Linked DNA regions of Mus musculus: all the other regions are linked to region 2. A link is a loop called in an ENCODE intact Hi-C map of the cell type or tissue named here. Cell type or tissue: gastrocnemius. All regions are shown on one strand. Region 1 has its middle 26 kb from the start of Timm8a2. Region 2 overlaps Ubac2 (ubiquitin associated domain containing 2). Region 3 overlaps Tm9sf2 (transmembrane 9 superfamily member 2).

What was found. Hi-C counts contacts between places; a loop is a spot of excess contacts. Peaks named below come from ENCODE experiments on the same cell type or tissue, not always from the same donor. Only the 100,000 strongest peaks of a DNase experiment are listed, where the experiment ranks them.
Region 1: it touches region 2 in a loop (12-fold over the local background); 39 of 42 quality-filtered maps call a loop at or near these places.
Region 3: it touches region 2 in a loop (3.0-fold over the local background); 17 of 42 quality-filtered maps call a loop at or near these places.

The regions. Positions count from the first base shown.
Region 1 is chr14:122,058,212-122,063,211 of GRCm38, forward strand. No RefSeq gene overlaps it. Among named protein-coding and RNA genes, the nearest start is that of Timm8a2, 26 kb to the left of the region's middle. In gastrocnemius, a CTCF peak has its summit at 2,685 (motif pointing left); DNase peaks (open chromatin) are centred at 2,085 and 2,669; H3K27ac peaks cover 354 bases.
Region 2 is chr14:121,925,838-121,930,837 of GRCm38, forward strand. All of the region lies in intron 4 of Ubac2 (ubiquitin associated domain containing 2), which reads left to right. It overlaps Gm46485 (a long non-coding RNA gene), which reads left to right. Exons shown (of 2, transcript XR_001781471.2): 2 at 1-5,000. Among named protein-coding and RNA genes, the nearest start is that of Gpr18, 12 kb to the left of the region's middle. In gastrocnemius, a CTCF peak has its summit at 2,726 (motif pointing right); a DNase peak (open chromatin) is centred at 2,722; H3K27ac peaks cover 1,935 bases.
Region 3 is chr14:122,128,633-122,133,632 of GRCm38, forward strand. Tm9sf2 (transmembrane 9 superfamily member 2) reads left to right here. Exons shown (of 17, transcript NM_080556.3): 4 at 4,648-4,775. Among named protein-coding and RNA genes, the nearest start is that of Tm9sf2, 24 kb to the left of the region's middle. In gastrocnemius, a CTCF peak has its summit at 1,969 (motif pointing left); no DNase peak of the experiment used is centred here.

The DNA of each region.
Region 1 (5,000 bases), 130 kb after region 2:
ATCAGTTCTTCAAATGGCTCTAGGCTACAGGGAGATAAGTGGTGTTGTGAGACACCCCCACCCCCACCCCCTGCACAACCACGTGGGAGGGGAGGGGGAGGGAGAGGCACACCTAAGCTCCTGTTTCCACAGAGAGCCAGAACCAGCATCCAGTACAGATGGAGTCAGGTCCCTCACACACTACTGCTTGTGTGTGCAATGTGATAGCCCCTCAGGGGACCTGAGTGGCCACTCAACTTTCTCATGGCTTCCTCAAGCATAGCCACTCCAGCAGCCTTTCTCTCTCAACAGATGAACTGCTGGGCGTACCCCATCTTGTCTCACACGCCTGCCTTGCTCGCAGTGTAACCCACTCTTCTTTAAAGCCACAGTCGAAGAGGCATCTCAGCCTCCTCTGTGGCCGGATAAAATGGACAGACAACACAGAAGTCCTTGGTCTGCTAAGCCGGAGGTTTTGCACTCTGTTACCTGATTGAAGAAATACGATGGGTTTGGTTTCATTCTTGCCGAGGTGATTGTAGTCGTGAACCTCACGTTAGGCTTCTCCTCAGGTCACAGTCTCACAGAGCCAATCAAGGCAGATTAATCAAAGTGGTTCACCTTGCAGATGCCACCCCTTCCTCTCTATGCTTGTTCCAGCCTGGGCACCTAACTAGGCAGTCCTAGGCCTCCTGAGGGTTTGCCTGGCTGGACAAGTTCATTCAATCCATGATGGCAGCCTTAAAAAAAAAAAAAAAAGCCACACAGACACTTCTTGAGTCTCACGGGCCTCCAGCGGGTCTCTTGGTTTCGGACACTCTTCCTAGTTTTCACACCAAAAATATGAATGGAGCTGCAGCTGTGGTGTGTGGCTCTGAGGGCAGAGCAGACAGGGTCTTCTGACCCCTCACGTCTTCTCCCTATCAGCCTCTCATCCCAGTCCCGTGCTGATGAGTCCAGCTGCCCTTCCAGTGCATGTAGGGGTCTGCAGGTTTGCTTGCGTACAGTGTGTATGCATCTCTGTGGTGTGAGGATGCCTCAAGTTCAGAGTTGCTCAGCTTCCTTCTGGGCTAGGTCTGCCGCTGTTCAAGCTTTTCTCATTGTGGTTCTGCTCTATCCTTTACCTGGAGATATACCAAATATGAAGAATATACTTAGGATGGGAAGAGAGGCCCCTTGGTCTTGCTAACCTTATCTGCCCCAGTACAGGGGAACTCCAGGGCCAAGAAGTAGGAGTGAGTGAGTAGGGGAGCAGGGCCGGGGGAGGGTATAGGGGACTTTTGGGATAGCATTTGAAATGTAAACGAAGAAAATATCTAATAATTTTTTTTTAAAAAGAATATACTTAGGAGCAGTTCTGGGTTAAAATTTTGGAGGTGGGTGGGTGGCCCCATCCCTCAACCAGGAGGCCATGCCTAAACTCTGGATATGGTCTTGACAGGTTCTCCCTCCCCTTTGTGGGGTATTTTAGCTAATGTCATCCCTGTAGGGTCCTAGGAGGTTTTTGCTTTCCTGGCATATGGGGCTTTCTGGTTGCTACCCCCAATTCCCCATCCCCCACTGCTACACTCCTCTGCTCAATTTCCTGACCCTCTGTATATCATCCTCGTCTCCTCCCATACCTGATTCTGCCCCTCTTTTCTCCTCCCCGTCTTCTCTTCCTCCCAAGTCCCTCCCACCCTCTACCTCTCTTGATTATTTTGTTCCCCCTTCTAAGTAGGACAGAAGCATCCATTCTTTGATCTTCCTTCCTCTTGAGCTTCATTTGGTCTGTGAGTTGTATTGTAGGTATTCCACAACCTTTGCCTAGTACCCACTTACCAGTGAGTACATACCATGTGTGATCTTTTGTGACTGAGTTACCTCACTCTGGATATTTTCTAGGCCACCCACCCATCTCCAGAATTTTAACCCAGAATTGCTCCTGTCTAAAGGAAAAACAGGGGAAAAGAGTGGAGCAGAGACTGAAGGAAAGGCCATCCAGAGACTGACTGCCCCATCTGGGGATCCATCTCACATGCATACACCAAACCGAGACACTATTGCAGATGCCAAGAAGTGCTTGCTGACAGGAGGCTGATACAGCTGTCTCCTGAGAGGCTCTGCCAGATCCTGACCAATACAGTTGCGGAGGCTCACAGCCAGCCATTGGACTGAGCACAGGGACCCCAATGGAGGAGTTAGGAGAAGGACTGAAAGAGCTGAAGGGGCCTTGTCTGGCATCAATGGGAGAGGAGGCCCTTGGTTCTATGAAGACTTGATACTCCAGTGTAGAGGAATGCTAGGGCAGGGAGGTGGGAGTGGGTAGGTGGCGGGGGGGGGGGGGGGGGGGAGCACCCTCATAGAAGCAGGGTAAGGGGGATGGAATAGGGGGGTTTGCAGAGAGGAAACCAGGAAAGAGGATAACATTTGAAATGTAAATAAATAAAATAAAATAACACAATAAAACAAAAAAGAATATGAACATAAAAAAAGAATATACTTAAATGTGCAAGCACACACACAAACACACACCCCAGACTTCCCTAACAGCCTAGCAAACACGCAGTTAGCAGCTAATATTGCCACAGATAAAGTCTGGCCTTTAGAACCTGAAGTGGAGATCCAGGATACACCCTGAGGCACCCAGGCATGCAACTTTAGACTGCCCCCAAGGGGAAGTACCAGATTGGCTTTCTCAATACTTTGGGTTCATCCTATGCCCCCTGGTGGCAGAAACAGAGCATGGCGGGCACACTGTGAGAAGGCAGCAGATTCTCCTTGGTTAGCCGTATTTTTAGTGTAATTGGTTGACTATTGTAGTTGTGATGGTAATGTAATATCAGCTTGTAGCCTGGCAGTGTGCTGGGGAAGTCTTCTATAAGCCTCCTTTCACAAATCAGTTACAACAGGCTGAGCAGCTAAGACAACTTTCTGTATTGTAAATGACTAGGATTTGGTTGCAAGCACCCAGCCAGCAGTTCATAACCATCTGTAACTACAGTTCAGAGGATCCAAGGCCTGTTTTGGGGCCCTCACACCTATGTCTATACAGTACACATATGTGTGCTACACACCGGTACTGCACACACTTGACACATGCAGACAAAACACTCATATACATAAAATAAAAAATAAATTTATTTTTTTTTCAAGACAGGGTTTCTCTGTGTAACCTTGGCACTCTTGGAACCCTGTAGACCAGGTGGGCCTCAAACGCAGAGATCTGCCAATGTCTGCCTCCTGAGTGCTTAGGTCAAAGGCACGTGCCGCCGCCACCCAGCTAAAATAAATTTAAAATCTTAAAAAAAAATACTCTAAGAACTTCATTGGATGAATTTCCATATATAGACTAGAAAGCTGTTTCTCAGGATGAGTCACACAGCTTAGGAAACAGGCCAGAACTTCACTACAGGGCTAATCCCTTGCTCTTAGCCACTGACCCCACGAGGCAACAACAACAGTATTTCTCTAAAGCGAGCTCTGTGTGGATTCTTTGCAAAGAAAATTATTTTTAGTTAATGAAGTCTACTGGGGTATAGCTTAATGGTACAGTACTTCACTGGCTCAACTTAGAGCAGTGGAATGAAAAGGATCCTCCATTTGAGAGACTGAAGTAGTGACACAGTAGAGATGGTGACCTTTGACAGCCCAGGGCAGACCCTGCAGAAGCCCAGGGCTCCCATGGAGAAAGCCAGTCCAGGGACACACTGGGGCTCCCACAGAGAGAGCCAACTGAGGGCACACTGCTCTCTCAGCTGCCCAGGCTAGTCTTGAACTTACTCTGTACCCTAGGCGGGCACTGAATTTGTGATCCTCCTGCCTCAGCTTCCTGAGTAGCTGAGAGTACAGACCTGAGCCACCAGACCTGGCCATTTTCTTAGATCACCACCAAAAAATAAACAGAACTAAACTGTCAGGAAATGCCTCCTGACAAGACACCACGTTCATTCATCACTGGGATATCACAGCCGGGATCACAGCTGATCCAAACACTTCAAATAGACTGCAGGATCTGTCTGGTCCATAACATGAGTGAAGGACTTTGGCAGCATTGCAACTGCAAGAATCCAGTGACATATGAAGCTGGGGATTCAGGCAAAGACATCCTGGGCTATGTGCCTGCCATGTAGCCACCACCAGAGAAACTCTTACACATCAAAAATAAGTTAGTAAAGATCACCCAGAGCTGAGCACAGTGGTGGTAGAATAACATCCCTTTAATCCCAGCACTCAGGAGGCAGAAGCAGGTGGTTTTGATTTGAGGACAGCCTGGCCTACAGAACAAGTCCTAGGCCAGTCAGTGGTACACAGTGAGATCCTGTCTCTAAAAGTCAATCCCCGCCTCCACCAGGGGTGGGGGAAGTGTTAGTGCTGGAGAGAGAGATAGGTCAGCACTTAAGAGCCCTTTGCTGTTCACCCAGGGGTCCTGAGCACCATTCTCCATATTGGTACAGCAGTTCACGACTACCCATGACTCTAGTTCCTGGGATCCGATGCCCTCTCCTGCCCTCTGTTGGCACCAGTCATGCATACGATGCGCCCATGTACACACAGCCAAAAGTCATACACATAAAACAAAAAAGTAAAAAAAAAATTTTTTTTTAATTCTTCAGGCTGGACAGGTGGCTCAGTGAGTAAGTAAGGTTCACTTGCCATCCAAAATTGAAATTCAAATCTCAAACACCTACGTCAAAAGTAAAGCACTGTGGTGTGTGCCTCTTGAGAAGTTGTTGTGATAAAAATTCTGACCCAACCCAACCTGGAGAGGAAAAGGTTTATTTCATCTTGCACTTTATAGTCACTGAGTAGGGCCGGAACCTAGAAGCACGAACTGAAGAAATGCTGCTCTCTGGCTCCCTCCTCATGACGGGCTCAGCCTGCTTTCGTAGACATCTCTGGACTGCCTGCTGAAGGTGGCACTGTCCACTGTGGACTGGGCCTTCCGACATCAATCACTACTCAAGAAAATGCCTAGGGTTGCCTATGGGCCAGTATTGTGGAAGCATTTTCCCACCGAGGTTCTCTTCTTCATATGACCC
Region 2 (5,000 bases):
GAGGAGTCTGTCTGGCCCTTTTCCCTCTCCATAGCTGTCATCCCAGTGCATAGGGAAGTGGGGGTTCCAGATGGGTTTATTTTCTAGTGATTAGGTAAACAGCTTTTCATGTGCTTGTTGTAGATGCACACGAGTCTTTTCAGCGATGTAGCGTTGTCTGCTAAAGTGCTGTGCCTGTCATGTAGCCCAGTTGTTGGTTTGTTAGTGTAGTTTTTCTGTATACCCTGATGGCAGCCCTTCTCAGCTGAGTGCTTTCTCACCCCACAGGGCACTCCTGTCGATGGTAGAGGGCTATGTCTGATGAAACTGTTTTCTGTATCATTAGGCCTGTCCATTTGTCTTATCCCCCCGATAAAGATGAATTTAAAGGCTTTAATTTTGTGTGTAAGAGGTAAAGGGTCCCTTCAGGGCCTTTCCTGATGATGTCACATGAACCAGCATATTGAGCAGACAAGAGACCTTCCCTTCTTCTGGAAGAGCAGTCAGTTAACCACTGAGCATCTCTCTAGCCAGTGCTGCTGTCTTATGCTCTTGGAGTCATGTGCTTTTGTTATTTTGTAATACAAAAGTGAGAATATTTACTTGTCCATGACATTAATTTCCACGTTCTGTCCTAGTCACTTTTATCAGCAATTAATACAGAATCCCGTGTAGAGGACAGAGGTTGACATCAGCAGTCTTCCTCCTCCTTATCTACATTTATGTTTGAGATGATGTCTCTCTGTATCTGTACCTTAGGCAGACTGGCTGCCAAGCCAAGCCAGGCCCAGGCCCTCCTGTTTCTGTCTCCCCAGCACTGGGATAATAGACAAACACTCTACCACGGCCACCAGGTTTTTCCTGCCAGTGCTGGGAATCAGAACTCAGATCTCCACTTTAACCAGCTAGCCCATCTCTTCAGCCCATCAGTAGTCGTAGGAAGGCTGGGAAGTGTGACGATAGTTGGCAGCTTGTGTTTTCTAAGGCTGCAGCATGTTGGATACAGCAGTGAAACTGGCTCCTCAGAGGAGCAGTGGTAGCAATAACATCAGTACGCCTGCAAGGTGGAATTCTAGGTTCTGTCACAAATACATGAAAAGCAGGACACAAAAACAGCATCCAGTGGCTTTCCTCTCGGGCCTGGGGAGCTTGGTTGGGCGCTTGACTGGTTGTTGGCATTTTGTGAAGTGGCATCATGGTGTAGTTGCCAGTTACCACTGCTGTGTGGCTGTTGGTCACGATTACAGGGCAGCAGGCTTTGTTCTGAACATAAAGAACAGGATGAGGATGTGTTCCCAGCCAGAGAAATAGCAGACAGGCGTGATCATCTGGAGCGGGGGAGGAGCTGGGACCAGAGAACTGTTCTCAGCTCTTGAAGGGTGCCCTGTGAAAGAACAATTAAGAATGGAGGATGGGGAGGGCTAGCCTAGGTGGCTGCTATGATAGGGAGGTGGCATGGTGGCATGTCGCTTCTGTCCCCAACCAGCAGAAAAGAGCGACGACACAGCGTTCTTCTCAAAGCAGTTTATTCAGGAACCTTTCAACATGCAAGCAGGAATCTCTCCTAGCCCCCAATCACAATCCCTTATATAACCCCTCAACCACGTCCCATCAGCCCAGTCCGTGTAATCTCAGTTCATTGGCCTTCGTCAAATGGCCTGATCTTGCATCATGGTGCACCTGCGCAGCTCTCATGATGGATGTGGCTTATTTTCAGGTGTATGAGGAAGTCAGGTGCAAGTCATAAGACTTGGCTGCTGTCCTGGCGCCATCTTGGCACTACCGCCACACCCGCTCCCCACAGTGGCACATGTGTGTAACCCGGGACACTGCTTTAGCCTGGGCATACTGAGTAGCCGCAGCACTCAGTACCCATGGAGTATTTGCCCTGGGCAGGGCTAAGTCTGGCTCAGAATAGAAGCAGAGGGCAGGCATGACCTCAGAGTGTCCAGCATTAGTGTGAAGCTGAGTGAACCCCTTTGCCCCTGACAGTCCTAGCTCTGTACTTGCTTTACATCTGGATTCACGAATAGGCCTAAAGAGTGAGAGACTCACTCACCAGAGCCCAGTGAGGCTGGGCTGTTCCCAGGAAGCCCACCACAGTCCAGCAGAACGTGCGGCACTCACTGCAATGTAGGGGCCTCCATTAGTTAATAGACTACCTGCAAAAAGCCGGAGACAATATTTCTGTGTCATCGGGGGGATTGATTCCTTTCCTGTGAGCAAAGATGATTTTTAAAATTTGAAAAGTACACACTTGTAGAAAACCTTGATAAATATGAACAGAGTGAGAGAATCCTGACATTAAGAGGTGAGTTGCAAGGCCAGGCATGGTGGCACAGGCCTTTAATCCTAGCACATGGGAGGCAGAGGTGGGGGCAGGGGCAGGGGCAGGGGCAGGGGCAGGCGGATCTCCATGAGTTTGAGGCTAACCTGGTGCAGTGAGCTGGTCCCAGGACAGCCAAGGCAACACAGAAACCCTGTCTCAAAAAACAAACAGAAAAGAAGAAAACAAAAAAGAAATAGAAAAAAAAAAAGAAAGAAAAAAAATGAGTTGATAAAGATATGCGTTTAAAATACTCTTGAAGTCAGATGTCAGAAGTTCACTGAATTTGAATAAACACCTAGATATTCTTACCTAGGTTTATTAGATGGTGTAAGTTTGCATATTAGTGATAAATTAGTAACCTAAAGTGGCAGTTTTTAAGCTCTGCCTGTAGTCACACCTGGAGCCACTAGATGGCGGTATTGGAACTTGGTAAAACCTGTAATTCTACTTAAAATTGTTATTAAATGAGGCTTGAGTGTTATTAAAAGAGCTGAAATGTTACTAAGTGATAACATATTCTTTCAGTAAAACTGGTAAGAGGGTGGCTGGGAGCATCCAGAACCAGCTTTGACAGTTGTCTTCCTGTCTCTGAAGCTCCTAGGCCCAAGTGAGAGTTACGAATTACTATTATCTACTCGCATTTATTTTTTCCTAAACAGTACAGTAAAGCGTATTTCAAACCATAGGAACACTTTTTGTGTGTGAATCCCCACCTCATTCCCTTGTGACAGAGTCTTTCACAGAACCTGCATGTAAACTGGCAGCCATCAGGACCCAGAGGTCCTCCTGTCTGTTTTGCACAGTGCTGGGTGATGGGTATGCAGAGCCACCCCCAGCTTGTACGTGACGGCTGGAGATTTGAATTCTGGTCCTGTTGTTTGTGCATCTAGCACTGTTACCCACTGAGCCTATTCCTGAGCTCCAAACATCACATTTAACTGTGTAGCAAGTTGTCATGCAGGGCAGCCTGGCTCTAATACGGAACTTAAGGAAGAATTCTTACCGATATCTGAAAGTTAAGGAAAGGGGAAGGCGGGTTGTTCTTTTTTTGTAAGGGGATTTAGTGATCCTGTTGAATAACTGTTTTGTGTGAGCCACAAACCGTATTTTTATCAGAATTGTTGGGTAAATGTTGATAGGAAAGTAGTCCTACTATGTAGTGGATATGAATGCCACTACCCTACAGCACACGCTTTAGCAGTTGTCTTCCCATGTCGTGTCTGTGGCTAGTATTGAGTGCAGATAAGGTGGAAGCTCAGTCCTTATCTTGTCATTCCTTCGACAAATGGTGTAGTTGTCAACAATAAGTAAATATTCTCAGAGCTCAGAGGAAGGAAGTAGGAAACTACGCGTTGGGGGACTTGATGGCTGGCGGTGCAAATGTGCACGTGAGTTCTAAGGAAGGATAAAAATAAGGAACAGGAAGTTGATTCATGAAAGTGATTTTTATTCCACTGCGTGCTTTAACTGAGAAAACAACCTAGAAGATGTGCTAATGTTTTATGGTGAATTGGTCTTTGAAAAGTGAGTTCTAATCAGTTTTTAGAACTGCTCCAGGGTGAGGAGGGGCCCATCTCCGTGTTCTGTGCATTGCAGTTATTCAAGCACACGTGTGGAGGCCAGAAGAGGGCATCATGTCCTCTGGAACTAGAGTTGTAGACAGTTGTGAGCCACTGTGTGGATACTGAGAACAGAACCCAGGTTCTCTGAAAGAGCAGCCAGTGGTCTTAACCACTGAGCCATCTCTTCAGTCCGTGGATCATATCTATGTAAAAAAAAAAAACCAATCTATCTATCTATCTATCTATCTATCAGTATATATGGATATACAGATATATAGATACAGATATCTACACACACACACACGCACATACACACACACACACATTATAATGCTGTATTTGTTGTGTCCATGTTTTAATTTATATCTCCCTAATCCAGTGCTGTATTGAGCTGCTCCTCCGACCCCAACCACTAGAGAGGGTTTCCCTGTGTAGTCTAGCTGGCTGTCCTGGACTTGCTTTGTAGACTAGGTACAGAAATCCACCTGCCTCTGTCTTCTAGGTGCTGGGATTAAAGGCGTGTGCCATCAGGCCTGGCATTGGCTGCTTTTTATGTGCTCAGCTGCTGTTCGTGTATTTTCAAGTCTCTCCGTGCACCTGTACTTAGATTTGTGACTTTCTTATTATTATAAGAGTTCTTTGAGAGTTCTTTGTATTCTCATACCAGTTCTTTAGGTGTGCATTTAGCAGATACTTCCCCAAGTTTATCTCTGTTGATTTTTATAATAGTGACCTTTGAAGAGTGTAGTTAAATACTCTAATGAAATAAAATCTACCAGTTTATAAATAGCCTATGCTGTGTACTCTTTGGAAAAATCTTCCTATGTTGTGCGTATTTGAGAAATCTCTGACCTATGTAGGTTTCTTCTAGAAATTTTATTTTAGGTTTGCCATTTGGGTTTATGCTCTATTTTGAATTTTTAATATATGGTTCAAAGTAGAGCTGTCTTCCTCACTCAGCACCTTCTGTGTGACAAGGTAAAGCCTCACCTGCCCCTGGAAAGCCCCGTTTTTGCTGCCCCCCCAGTTGCTACTTCTTCAACACGATCCTGACTTAATACCCCAGTTTAGTTTGTCAGTTTGAGCCACACATAGTGAAGCACAGGCTGTGTCTGGTTTGTTTCTGTCCT
Region 3 (5,000 bases), 200 kb after region 2:
GTTGCTATCTGTAGAAGGAGCCAATTCTTGACATTTCTAAATGTTCGTAGGACCCTTGCTTGGGTCCTGGGAATCCTAGATTTAATCTCTTGCCCTGGGAGCTGAGGTAAAGTAGAGCAGAAGTATTCTTAAATAGAGAAAGGTGTGCACCCAACATTTTTCACATTCTACAGAAACTTAGGGTCAAGATCTGTGTTAAACAGAACATAGTGACACATATGTCTGTGGAGATGCTAAGGGCAGGCCCAGGTTATCCTGGCTACCTAGCAAGATCCTGTCCTCCAAACCAAAAAGTGTTAAGTTCTTCGATTCCCAATTTAAAGAGATTCTTGAAGACTACAGCATATGAAAGCATGGTATTGGGCCATCAATGAGAGTTTTCTTTCTAAACCAGCCATAAATGATTTTTCAAATTTATGGGTCATGTTATTTTGGAATGCGACTTTGATTAGAAAACCTGAACTTATTTTAAAAGATGAGCTATAACCTACCCACCCTCTTTTTTGTTTTTCGTTTTTCTTTTTTCTTTTGCTTTTTCGAGACAGGGTTTCTCTGTGTAGCCCTGGCTGTCCTGCAACTCACTCTATATAGACCAGGCTGGCTTCGAACTCAGAAATTCACCTGCCTCTGCCTCCCAAGTGCTGGGATTAAAGGCGTGCGCCGCCACACCAGGCGTTTTTCATTTTTCAAGACAGAGTTTCTCTGTGTAGCCCTGGCCATTTTGGAATTCACTTCTTTAGGTGAGTTTGGAGCTCACCCAGGCTGGTCTTGAGCTCAGAGATTCACTACATCTGCCTCCCAAGTGCCAGAGTTAAAGGTGTGCACCACCACTGCCTGGTTAGACAATATACTTTAATTCATTTTGACCCTCCTGTGCTTTATTTTCAGATATTTTTACCCTACTTAAGTGTGTAGTGAAGCAGTAGTGATAACCAGCAGCAGAGGGCGGTCCCCATCTAAAGGCTGCTTGGTCACCTTTTTCTGGGACATTTGTTTAGGTCAGGAAAAGTACAGCTTAAGACAGTGTGTGGATCGTAAAACCCCATGTACCTGTAAACACTCACTGATGCATCCATTCACTGGGCTAACATTTGTGGGTTAGCTACTTGTGTATACCCCAGGCACTGTTACAGATGTAGAATATAACAGTGGACAGGACAAGAGAAATCCCTGGCCTTTGTGGCTCTTTGGTCTTGATGGCAAGGAGGAGACTGGAGAGAACTAAAGAATACAGTATGTCAGTTACTTGGGAAAGAACTTCCAAAACTAAAACAATGTGGACAGAGTGTTTGTCATTTTAGGTAAGACTTACTGAGAAGGTGACATTTGAATACAAGACCTTAAAAATAAGTGAGGGAGTAAGTCACTCAAGTGCCTCGGGAAGGTATTTTAGAGGCAGACAGAAGATGCCAGGTCCCCAGGTGTGGACTTGCCTGGGCTGTTGAAGGTACAGAGATAAAGGAGGACAGCCTGAGCAAGGAATGAGAGAGAGGGGCTGGTGAGAGATGAGGGCAAGAGTAACGGCTCTTACAGGAGGAGGCCCAGTTGAGTGGTAGAGCACTTGCAGCATGCTTGGGGCCCTTACCACCACAAGAAACAACAGTGACTCAAACTTTGGACCCTTCACAGCTGAGCAAGATTGGACATTGTTGCATCAGCTTGGCTCTTACATGGTCACTCACTATTGAGGCGTGTTGAGAACAGACTGAGGGGGTATAAAGAAAAACCCCAGTCAGGAGATTTCACAGCTGTCTGGATAGGGTTTGATGGTGGTTTAGACCATAGGGGGAGATTGTGACATAGTTGGACTTTTAGAATCAGCTTGTTTTTTTTTAAAGTAGAGCCGAAAGAATTAGCTAAGGAATAGGATATAGACTGGGGTTTTCATTTCCTACAGATAAAACAGAAATGAACAGGAGTGAACAGAAGAGTAAATTTGGGCATCTCATGCCCTCTTCTGGCTGTTGTAGTGCTTGCACACATGGACATACGATAAAATTAAAGATGTGTATTTTATAATATGGAGAGTGATACAAGACACCTCCTGCCCACCACATACGTGCAGATGGGCACACCTACACCTCTCTGCATGCATATACACCCCACAATATAATACAATTAAGTAAAATAGGGCAAAATTAAGCTTGAGTGTCACAAAAGAGGGTTGGTTCCTTTGCTAGCTAGTAACATTTTTAAATATTTATCAAAACTTAAGTACTGAGGGTTGGAAAGATAGCTCAGCAGTTAAAAGCACCCCTGTGCTTTCAGAGGACCCCGGGTTGAGTCCCAGCACCCACATGGCAGCTTACAGATATCTGTAACTCCAGTCCCAGAGGATCCAACACCGTCATCTGGCCTGTCTGAGCATGCATGTGGTATATGGACATACACATAAAAATAAAAAGTGACAATGATTTCAAATACGGAATTTCTAACTAAGCATAAGGAGAGAAGCTTTGTTTCTATAGCTCAACGCTTTGGGTCATATCCTGACGGGCATTTCTTAGTTTGTGTCTCTGATGCCTTGATTTTCTAATCTAACATGTGGAGAAGGCCAATCTTGCCCATTTATTGGGTGGAATACATGAGCCTTGACTGTTAACTGTTGCTCTGTAATCAGTTGTTACCTGGACTGGAGGAGGGTTCAGTTGGTAAAGTGCTTGCTCCATAAGCATAATGACCTGAACTCAGCCTCAGCACCCACATAGAAGCTGGGTACATTAGCACATGTACCCGTAGTCCAGCGGGGGAGCATGGAGACCCTGGAGCTGTGAGTCAGTGAGCTCCAGGTCCACTGACAACCTGTTTGAGAACTAAAATGGAGAGCGATAGAAGAGGATGTCTGACGTTGGCCCATGGGCTTCTTATGGTGTACACGTATAAGATGCACACGTGTAAGATGCCCGCTCTTTCTCCTTTGTTGTTTTTTTTTTTCCTTTACAGTTGAGTACAAAAGTTGAGACAGCTAAATCCAGTTCCCACCTATTAGATTGAGGTGTAAGATTTACTGTTGGATGCTGTTAGCAGAGATGATGTCTGTCTCTCCTTATCTAAGTTGGACATCTGTGCCTCTCATTCTGTCATATTAGTACTTTTGTGTTACTACTATTCAGTTTTTAAAAATGAACCTTAATGTTCAAAATAATGCTACAATGCTGTGTTTTAGATGGAGGTAGTGATGTGGTGAAAATTAAACTGTTGGCTGACAGATGGCAGCAGTGGGCTGCACGTAAACATTCACCTCAGCTAAGTTGGTGTAGGGGTGTTAATAACATACAGAAGCAGGCCACTAGCCAGCTGTTAGAACACACCTATAGGGACCCCAGCATTTGGGGGCCTACGTAGAAGAATCTGAATTTGAGGCCAAACTGCAGCATATTAAGAGAAATCAAAACTGACAAGTCAACTGGACTATTTAGAAAAACATAATTTTTTTGTTTTGTTTTTGGAGACAGGATTTCTCTGTGTAGTTTTGGCTATCCTGGAGTTTACTGTGTAGACCAGACTAGCCTTGAACTCAGAGATCCACCTGCCTCTGCCTCCTGAGTCCTGGGATTAAAGGCGTACGCCACCACTGCTCAGCAAAATGTGATTTTTACATTAGAAATTATTAGGTTTATTTATATAGTTGATATGTCTCAGCCTTCTGAAAATATGAAGATATTTATATGGGGGTATTTTTTGTTTTGTTTTGTTTTGTTTTTTTTTGTGCTGGATGTTGAACCAGAGCCTCATTCGTGCCCTCTCGCTCTGCAGTTTGCTTTACTCCTCACCCCTCAGCCCAATGAATCACAGTTTTATTTTTATTTTTTAAAGACTTATTTATATAATGTATGTGAGTACACTGTCGATCCCTTCAGACACACCAGAAGAGGTCATTGCATCCCATTGCATTGTGAGCCACCATGTAGTTGTTGGGAATTAAACTCAGGCCCTCTGGAAAGAGCAGACAGAGCCATCTCTCCAGTCAATGAGTTGCATTTTTAAAATTAAGACTTAAATGCTCCCAGTACATCATCATGAACCTATTATTAAAGTATGTGAGTGGTGTGTGTGTGAGTGGGGGGGGGGGGGAGGTTAAGTAATTCTGGACTCAAAATTGGAGGAACTTCTAATTTTTAAATTTGGTTACTAATTTTTAATTTTACCTTTTTTATATTTAGAATCCTGAGAATTAGCAGCCTTTTAAGCCTGAGTAAAGGGTCATGTTTGCTTTAATTTTAGATATTCAAATGTGGCATTGTGGTCACTTCTGAGTCTCCTAGGGAGACATAGGGGCACTTGATTGGTTCCTGTTTACTTGGACGATAGTGCAGAAATCTTGGGTTCTTGTTACTAGAAGCCAGCAGCTCCAGAAGTGTAGAAGGCACCTATGGGGAAATGTTCTGCCTTGTTCTTCTAGGTCACAGTTACATGTAGAGGATGAATAGATTGAAGTTAGCAGAATACAAAAAAAAAAAAATCCACTTAGATAAGAAAAATTGGAGACTTTATAGAGAAGCGAATTGAAGGTTCAGCTCCCTGAGTTAGCTGTGGTGCATTTTATGTTTATCACCAGGACTGGTAACTTAAACTGCTGTCTTAGGTAGAACCTGTATCTTTTTGCATAATTTTTATTAATGTACTTTCTACTTTCTTTTTATACAGTTTACGTTTAATAAGAAGGAAACCTGTAAGCTCGTTTGTACGAAAACATACAATACAGAGAAGGCTGAAGACAAACAAAAGTTAGACTTCCTGAAAAAAAGCATGCTACTGAACTATCAGCATCACTGGTGAGACAGAGGCTCGAGTTGGGGCTCTGACAATGAAATGTCTGTGTCGGTGTCTATAGAGATGAAATTGTAGGTTACATACAGTGTAACAAACTGTTCATGCCAGCGCAGTGTTAAAGCAGGTGACTGTCAGGTGCTTCTTGTACACAGACCTGCTGCTCTACTTCTCTGGCAGTTACCGTGGGGCACTTTATGGTGTGGGGAAGAGCATCTACAAATCAAATC